Linked DNA regions of Homo sapiens: region 2 is linked to region 1. The links are chromatin loops, found by intact Hi-C in ENCODE. Cell type or tissue: B cell. All regions are shown on one strand. Each heading gives the region's core, and the rest is flanking DNA. Links, peaks and the distances in the headings are about the cores only. Region 1 overlaps ARHGAP42-AS1 (ARHGAP42 antisense RNA 1). Region 2 has its middle 75 kb from the start of ARHGAP42.

Region 1 (4,404 bases), core at 307-4,306:
CATTGATGCTATTGTTTATCAATATGTTTCCACTCAGGCCCATCATTGCATTTACATGGAATTAGGATTTTTTCTCCTACCCTTCACTCATGATTCCCTAAAGTTTATCATGTTATAATGGGCTTATTTCTTGTAGGTGTTTTCATAGTTACTCATGCTTATTCCTATGATTCATACTTTAATTATACCTGCTAGTCAGGCTTTCTCTTATGCCACATTAACACAGCTACTTGAGAAAAACCAGAAATGCTTTTGCTTTGAGGTGGGTTTACTGTCGGTTTTGAACTGTTGTTTCCATGCATGATTCTCTCCATCATAATTAACTGAACCAGATTCTTTCCTAGAGAATAGACTTTCTATATAAAAGATCAGCAATACCTGCAAGCCTGTTTTCATAAACAAATGTAATGGATTGAAATATAGCCTGTCCAGAAATTTCCACTTCATAACACATGACACCGTAAGCTGCGTGGTAAGCTTCGCAAATATTATTGGCTGACAGGCTCTTTGGCACAGAGAAATGTCTCTTTGTTTTCCTGATTCTGGAATGGGATATGTGGGCTTTGTTTACTTGCTTTTGAGAGCAAATAGATAGTAGAGGATAGTAAACTAATATGGCATTTGTAAATCTGCCTAAAACTGTTTCTTGACGTAGATCATGTCTGACACTTAAGCCTGGCACTTCGTATGTACTCAGTAAGTGTTATTGTCAAGCTATTATTACTTTTCAATTAATTATGTAGATTTAGACCACCCAGACTCAGCTGATCTGAGGTTAAGTTCAAGCCTGGTAAGAGATGACTAAACAGAAACCAAGTGTTTCTTCTTGGTTTCCCCTCCTCCCAGCTCCTGGTAACCATTGTACTTTCTGTCTCTATGAATTTGACAATGTAGGTATCTCATATAAATGAAATTATACAATATTTGCACAATGTGTCTGTCTTATTTCACTTAGATGATTCAGTCATCAAAAAGAGAAGCAAAGAAGAAATAAGAATTAGATATACATTTAAAACCCATATGAGGAGCCAGGCCTGGTAGCTCAGCCTGTAATCTCAGCACTTTAGGAGGCCCAGGTGGGCATTTCACCTGGAGTTCGAGACCAGCCTGGCCAACATGATTAAACCCCATCTCTACTAAAAATAGAAAAATTAGCTGGGTGTGGTGGTGTGCACCTGTAATCCCAGCAGGTACTAGGGAGGCTGAGGCACGAGAATTGTTTGAAGCCAGGAGGCAGAGGTTGCAGTGAGCCAAGGTTGTGCCACTGCACTCCAGCCTGGGCAATGGAACGAGACTCTGTCATCTTAAACAGATAAAAATTTTAAAAAACCCAAAACAAATAAACAAAAAGAAACAAGCATTTGAACCTACTTAATTTTTGACTTAATTTTCTAAAATACTCTTCTGACAGCCAAAAAATGAAGTTCAGATTAAGCCCTTAGAGGGCGAGATCTTTTTATTCTGCCTTATTAGAAGTATTATTATTGTCACACACAATGCTCTTAACATCACTATTTCTCAAAAAATTAGTTGGTGTATGACACTGCATTTCTGATGGGCAAATGTACACATCATTAGTGACAGGAGCCTATGTGACTTAGTAACATTGTCTTTTCCAGTTTAAAAAAAATGCTCTCACAAATTGTAGAGCCCCTCTCAAATGCATACAGCTCTCCCTGCTTCCTCTCCATGGTTGTCATGAAGCACAGACAAATGCTAAATGTAGTCCGGGTTGAAAAAGAAACTTCGCTTTGTCTGGGGGTAGGAAATGGGAGTCTCTCACAGGAAGAGTACAGAACATAGCCCACATTGTATGAGTCTATGGATTCCAAGAGCTCATTATCCAATAGATGGACTAAAGAGCAATGGTTGGAAGACCAAAAAGTCAAATGACTGAGAGATGAGAAAAGAGAATTTAGACGGGGTAAGTACACATGAGATTGGGCAACAGATGGGCAGTAAGCAGATTAAATAAAGGAAGGAAATATAGTGTGATTTTTGTGGATGAGGTAGAATCCAACATAACTCTGAGATTTAAGCCTATACAACTCAGAAGTGTTATTTTTTTTAGAAGAAATATACATTTTAGGTTGAGTCTCCTATGCTGAGTTTGAGGTAAAGTTAGAATAATTAAGAGGCACTTTCTCAGAAAGAAAAGTGCAGCACAAACACTCAGGGCTGTTGTGTTAGCTTAACGGAGGGGGACACAGAAGCAGAAGTCAAGGTCAACTAGAGGGGAAGAATAGCTGCAGAGAGTGGAATTTGTTCTATGTGACAATATGACTCCTTTTTTCTAAGAGATGGTGTCTGGCTATGTTGCCCAGGCTGGTCTTGAACTCCTAAACTCAAGCAATCCTCCCACCTCAGCCTCCCAAAGTGCTAGGATTACAGGTGTGAGCCACTGCACAATATAACTTCTAAAGTCCCTGCCAAATCTAGATTTTATTATGATGACAGATTTCGGATGAATGGGTTGAAGGAAAAGAACAGAAGTCTAAGCAAGAAATACTCAACAACTAACTACATTTATGAGGGGTGGGGAGAAGGAAAAAGGAGAGGGAGAGAGGTAATCACTTAATTTAGGAAAAGACATTTTTTAGCACAGATTTTGATTTCAATTTAGTATTGCCCTCTTGTGGCAAATCATGATGTTTGCTAACTCTGACAGAAAACTTCATAAAGAGCACAGGAAAAGGAGACAAAATGAAAAGAAGCAGCCTCCACCAATACTGGGCATGATAGTTTTTGCATGTATTGCCCCATCTAAGCTTATCCACAAGCATGTGAAATAGGTATTAAATCTGATTAGCCCCACTTTTAAAGTTTTATTTATTTCTTTATTTTGAGATGGAGTTTCGCTCTTGTACCATAGGCCGGAGTGCAATGGCGCCATCTCGGTTCACTGCAACCTCCGCCTCCCAGGTTCAAATGATTCTTCTGCCTCAGCCTCCCGAGTAGCTGGGATTACAGGCACGTGCCACCATGCCTGGCTAATTTTTGTATTTTTAGTAGAGATGGGGTTTCACCGTGTTGGCCAGGCTGGTCTCGAACTCCTGACCTCAGGTGATCTGCCCGCTTCGGCCTCCCAAAGTGCTGGGATTACAGGCATGTGCCACCGTGCCCAGCCTGATTAGCTTCATTTTTAACAAGTGGGAAAGTTATAACTGAAAAGTGATTAACTTTCCTAAATTTATGTATAATATCTGGAAGGTACTGGAGTTGGGATTTCAATCCAGGTCTACCTTGGTAAAAAGGCCATGCTAAACACACACACACACACACACACACACACACACACACACACACACACACATTCAACAAATATTCATAAGTATCTGTTATATTTCTGTGCTGCTGTAGATGCTGGAAATACAACAGTAATTTTGAGTAAATTTACCTCAATCCAGCCCTAATCAAATTTTCAATCTAATAAATTATAGCAGCAATATTAATCAAATGGCCAGCCAAAGGCCATTTATGAGCTGTGTGACTTAGGATAATTTAACTTTTAGGCTTTACACCTTTCCCAAGTATAAAATTAAGGATGATAGTGATAACGATAATGACTATCATTTATTAAACCCTTACCATGTGCCGGACACTGTCCTATGCTAATAATGAAATAACATCTATTGTTTCACTTGGGTTATTTTAAGCTCTAGACACGAGACATTTTTATACCTCTATGACTCAAAGTTAGAACAAGAAATCTCCTCCGACCAATAATGACAATCAATTACAGCTAGAGTGCTGTTGACACTCCACCCATGTGTGCTCAGAGGCTTGCAGCTGCATTAGAAGAGGAAGTGCTGTTCCTCTCTTACCTCTCACTGAAACCCTCATGGGCGTGGCCTCCGCTGGATTTCAAAGCAGCCACTGACCACACAGAAAGGAAGCAAATGTTTACTGAGCAACCACGCTGTCCATGTCCCACGAGGCCTACAAATCCTCACACTAACCCTGGAGGTAGGAATTTTATAATGAGGATGAGATTGTTGAAGCCCCAAAATGCGAAAACAAAAACCAAGAACCACAAAAAGCCAACAAAAACACCCAGACAACTTGCCCCAGGATGAACAGCAAAGTCTCTAACTCCAAGACCACACCACAGTGAATACGTTGGGACACATCATACGCATTATATATATATATGTATATATATATATATTTTTTGAGACGGAGTCTCACACTGTCGCCTTGGCTGGAGTGCTATGGCACGATCTCTGCTTACTGCAGCCTCCGCCTCCCGGGATCAAGCGATTTTCCTGCCTCCGCCTCCCGAGTAGCTGAGATTACGGGCACCCGCCACCACACCTGACTAATTTTTTGTATTTTTAGTAGAGATGGGGTTTCACTATGTTGGCCAGGCTAGTCTCCAACTCCTGACCTCGTGATCCATCCACC
Region 2 (4,404 bases), core at 160-4,159, 70 kb after region 1:
GTGTGAGCCACCACATCTGGTGATATTAAACTTTAAATTGTTGGCAATAATAGGAACATATGTATTTGGAAGCTGTAGCTCAGGCAGTTTTGAATGATGTGGAGAAATGCTACAAAAATGCCTATGCTCCTAAAAGTGTGTCAGATTTTCACTTGTATATTTCTGTGATGTGAGATCTGAAAATTTATGAAAAGAAATATTAGAAATACCATGTCATTTATATGGGTGATACTGTGTTGATAACATAAATAATCGATTTTTCTTGGCTAACATCACGACAGTGTTTTCAGTTATTTTTCCAGCACTGAAAGATTTTGTTTTATTGTCTTTGGGTCTCCATTGTCTCTGATGAGAAATTAATAGATATTCAAATTCTTGTCCCCAAAATGTAATTTCTAGATGTGTTCATGATATTCTCTTTATTGTTTATTTTAATGTTTTTTTTTTTATCAGTTTGACTATGATGTGCCTGAGCATTTGGTTTTCTTTGCATTTATTCTACTTGATAGCTTTCTTGGTTTCCAATGAAACAAAACATTCCAGGTCCATACCGTACATTCCTTGTCTGAGATCTGCATTTAGGCATTTGTCCAAGAAGACTTTACTAATTTTTTTTTTACATATATTTTTTAGAGGTTACATTCTTCCTGAATCTATAAATGTATATCATTATCATTTACCAAATTTATTTATTTATTTTTTGAGACAGAGTCTCACTCTGTCTCCCAGACTGGAGTGCACTTATGTGATCTTGGCTCACTGCAACCTCTGCCTCCTGGTTTCAAGAAATTCTTGTGCCTCAGGCTCCTGAAAAGCTGGGACTACAGGTGTGTGCCATCATGCCCAGCTAATTTTTATATGTTTAGTAGAGACATTGTTTTGTCATGTTGGCCAGGCTGGTCTCTAACTCCTGGCCTCAAGTGATCTGCCTGCCTCAGCCTCCCAAAGTACCGGGATTACGGGCAGTACTGGGATTACAGGCTGAAAATTTTTTAGTCATTTGTTCCTCTCCTCTTCTTTTGGGGCTTCAGTTACTTGTATGTTAGACCCTTTGCTATTTTCCCACATATTCCTGTTCATTTCATTTCAATCTCATTTCTGTCTCTTATTCAGATTGGATAATTTCCATTTATCTATCTTCAAGTTCATTGACTCTTTCCTCTATATTTCCATTTTGCTTTTATCTCACCTAGTATTTTTTTCAGATATTGCATTCTTTCTTTATTTATTTATAGATATTGCATTTTTCAGATATTGCATTTTCTCTGCTGAGATTTTTTGTTTTCTTATTCATCACGAGCATATTTTCTTTTATGTCATTGAGCAGAGTTATAACAGTGGCTATAAAATCTTTGTCTACTAATTCCAACACCTAGATTATCTTGGGGTTGGTCTCTGTTGATTGTCTTTTCTGTTGAGAAAGAGTCCTATTTTCCTGGTTCCTTGTATATGGAGTATATTTGTATTATATTCTGGACATTTTGAACATTATGTTGTGAAAATTCTGGATTCTGTTATATTCTTCTACACTTGATATTAGCCAAAAGGTTATGAAGTGATTAGATTCTGTTACATTCTTCTGAAGAATATTAGTTATTTTGTTTAAGCCAACACTTAACTTGTTTGAACTAACACTAAAAATTTTTCTCAGGTGCAAGTTCAAATCTCAATTCTGTTCTCTGATCCCTTGCTGCAGTTTTTTTGGTTGCATGGTTCTGGAGTCAGCCAGAGATTTGGGCATAGTTTATACACAAAAGCCGAAGTTCTTCTCTAGTACTTCTCTTTTCTGGAATTCCCCCTCACTTTGCAGTTGCTATAGTTTCTCAAACTTCCTCTTCTTCAGTTTAGAAGGACCATATATAGGCTTTCTATAAAAAGTTTTAGCAATTCCACTAGGCATTGCCTGCCTGCAGCCTCAGGCTAAAAGCCATAAAAACAGAAAACATGTTCCTGAAGTTTCCTTTTCCTTTATCCAAATGTTGACTTCCCTCTTTCTTTTCGTTACTCTCTAGTAACTTGAGGGAACTTTTTGTCTTTTTTGTTTTGTTTTGTATTTTGTGCAGAGTTTAAAGTTGGTATCTGCAGGAGACTCAATGTAATAGAGACTTATCTAGCTATACTGGAAGGTGAATTACAAGGAATATTCTTTTGGGAATAAAGTTTAAATAAAATTGAAGTTTTCTTGCTATGTAAGTACTAAAAATATTTTGATAACAGAAAATAAATAATGTTTATTGTTATCCAGAATCAAAGTTTTTTAATCCTTTAACACTTTGCTTGGATGTTTTAAAAATTAAAGATTATAGGATAGCTTCATAGTTTATTCTTTTCTGCAACTTATTAAATACACTGTTCATTAAACTGGTTTATTAAAGTATTATTCAGTGACTCCTATATATAGGTATACTTTTGCCTCTGGAGATACACTGATGGGTAAACTGGAATATGTGCCCTTAAAAAGTTCTGTCTTACAGAGGAGACAGACACATAAATAAGTATTGTATCACAGATACGGTCCGTTTTGGTGCGTGTTACAATGGGTGCTTGAAAAGAACGTGTTTGCTTTTGTTGGGTGCAGCAACAACACATTAGATCCTGTTAGCTGATGGCATTGTTGAGTATTTCTATATCCTTGTTGATTCTGTCTAGTTTTTCTATAAGTTGTTGAGTGAGGGGTGTTGAAGTCCCTAACTATAATTGTGATTTTTCTATTTCTTTCAGTTGTATCAGTGTTTGCTTTACATATTTTACCACTGTGCCATTTGGTGCATACACATTCAGGATTGCTATGTCTTCTTGATGTATTGACTCTTTTATCATTAGGCAATATCTCTGTTTTTGGTAATTTCCTTTGCTTTGAAATATACTTTATCTGATATTAGTATAGCCACTCCTGATTTTTTTTGGTTAATGTTGGCATAGTATATCATTTTCCATTCTTAACTTTCAACCCATATATATATATATATATATATATATATATATATATATATATATATATATAATTATATGAAGTAACTTTTGTAGACAGTTTGTAATTGTGTCATGTTATTCTTATCCACTTTCCCAATTTCTTTTAATTGGCCTATTTAGACTATTTATGTTTAATGTAGTTATTGATATGTTCAATGCAGATCTCCCATTTTATTTTTATTTTCCGTTTGTTCTTTCCAGTTTTTGTTCCTCTGTTTACTTTTGTTTCCATCTTCCTGTGGGCTACTTGAACATTGTTTTTAGAATTCCATTTTGATTGACCTATGGTGTTTAGAATGTATCTTATTGTATATCATTTTAGTTCTTTCTCTGGGTATTATGTTATACAAACATAACTTAGCCAAGTCTACCAGTGTTGGCATTTTACCAATTTTAAAGTATAGAAATCATACTTTTATTCTTATTCCCTCAATCCTTTAATATAATAGTCTTAAATATTTTGGTAGTAACTGTTATATTTTTTGTTTCAAATATCACACATAATGTCAAAAACTCCCGAAGATAATGAGAGTATATTGAATTTACCCATATTTTTGCTTTTTGTGTGTTCTTTTTCCTTTCTTGATATTCTAAGATTCTTACTTTTATACCTTTGTTTCTGTTTAGAGAACTTCCTTAGGATGTTCATTTAGGATAGTTCTGCTGGTGACAAAGAGAGTTTTCTTTCATCTGAGAATGCCCTGATTTTTCTTTCATTTTTAAGAGATAGTTGAATTAGATATAGAATTCTAGGTTGCCAGTCCTTTTCTTTCAGCACTTAAAAAACTGCTGTGACATAGCTTTCAGGGACCCATGGTTACTAGTGAAAACATTCACTAGAATGTTTTCCCCGTATCCCCTTATGTTATGATGCATTGTTTCTCTTTTTCTGCTTTCAAAGTTTTTATTTATTCATTTATTTATTTATTTGATTTTAGTTTTCAGAAGATTGACTTTGATGTATTTTGGAATGGATTTACTTAGGTTTGATTCTATATGAGATTTGTTCAGCCTCTTGAATCTGTAGGTTTATGTCTCTTGCCAAATTTGGAAAAATTTTTGTCATTATTTCTTTGAATACTTTTTTAGCACTACTTTCTTTCTCTTCTTTTTCTTGAACTTGATGACATAAATGTTAAATCTTTTCTTATAGTCCCACACATTTCTGAGGTTCTTATTATTTATTTTTCAGCTCATTTTCTTTCTGTTTTTTTTTTTTTTACATTGGACAATTTCTGTTGTTTTATCTTTAATTTCACTGATTTTCATTTCCTCTCCATTATGCTGTTGAGCTCATCTATTGTGTGTGTGATTTTTTAACTGTATTACGGTATTTGTTACCTTTACAATTTCCATTTTGTTCTTTTAAAATGTATTTTATTTCTTTTCCAGCACTTTCTATGTTTAAACTCATTTTTTTCCTTTGTTTCA

What was found. Peaks named below come from ENCODE experiments on the same cell type or tissue, not always from the same donor. Only the 100,000 strongest peaks of a DNase experiment are listed, where the experiment ranks them.
Region 2: it touches region 1 in a loop (4-fold over the local background); 1 of 110 quality-filtered maps calls a loop at or near these places.

Annotation. Positions count from the first base shown.
Region 1 is chr11:100,680,686-100,685,089 of GRCh38, reverse strand. It overlaps ARHGAP42-AS1 (ARHGAP42 antisense RNA 1), which reads left to right. Exons shown (of 2, transcript NR_133571.1): 2 at 1-929. LOC124902736 (a long non-coding RNA gene) reads right to left here. Exons shown (of 3, transcript XR_007062860.1): 3 at 3,180-4,404. Among named protein-coding and RNA genes, the nearest start is that of ARHGAP42, 4.4 kb to the left of the region's middle. In B cell, for the core only: a CTCF peak has its summit at 2,630 (motif pointing left); DNase peaks (open chromatin) are centred at 2,649 and 3,829; H3K4me3 peaks cover 926 bases; H3K27ac peaks cover 2,297 bases.
Region 2 is chr11:100,610,394-100,614,797 of GRCh38, reverse strand. No RefSeq gene overlaps it. Among named protein-coding and RNA genes, the nearest start is that of ARHGAP42, 75 kb to the left of the region's middle. In B cell, for the core only: no CTCF peak of the experiment used is centred there; a DNase peak (open chromatin) is centred at 1,807; H3K4me3 peaks cover 680 bases; H3K27ac peaks cover 990 bases.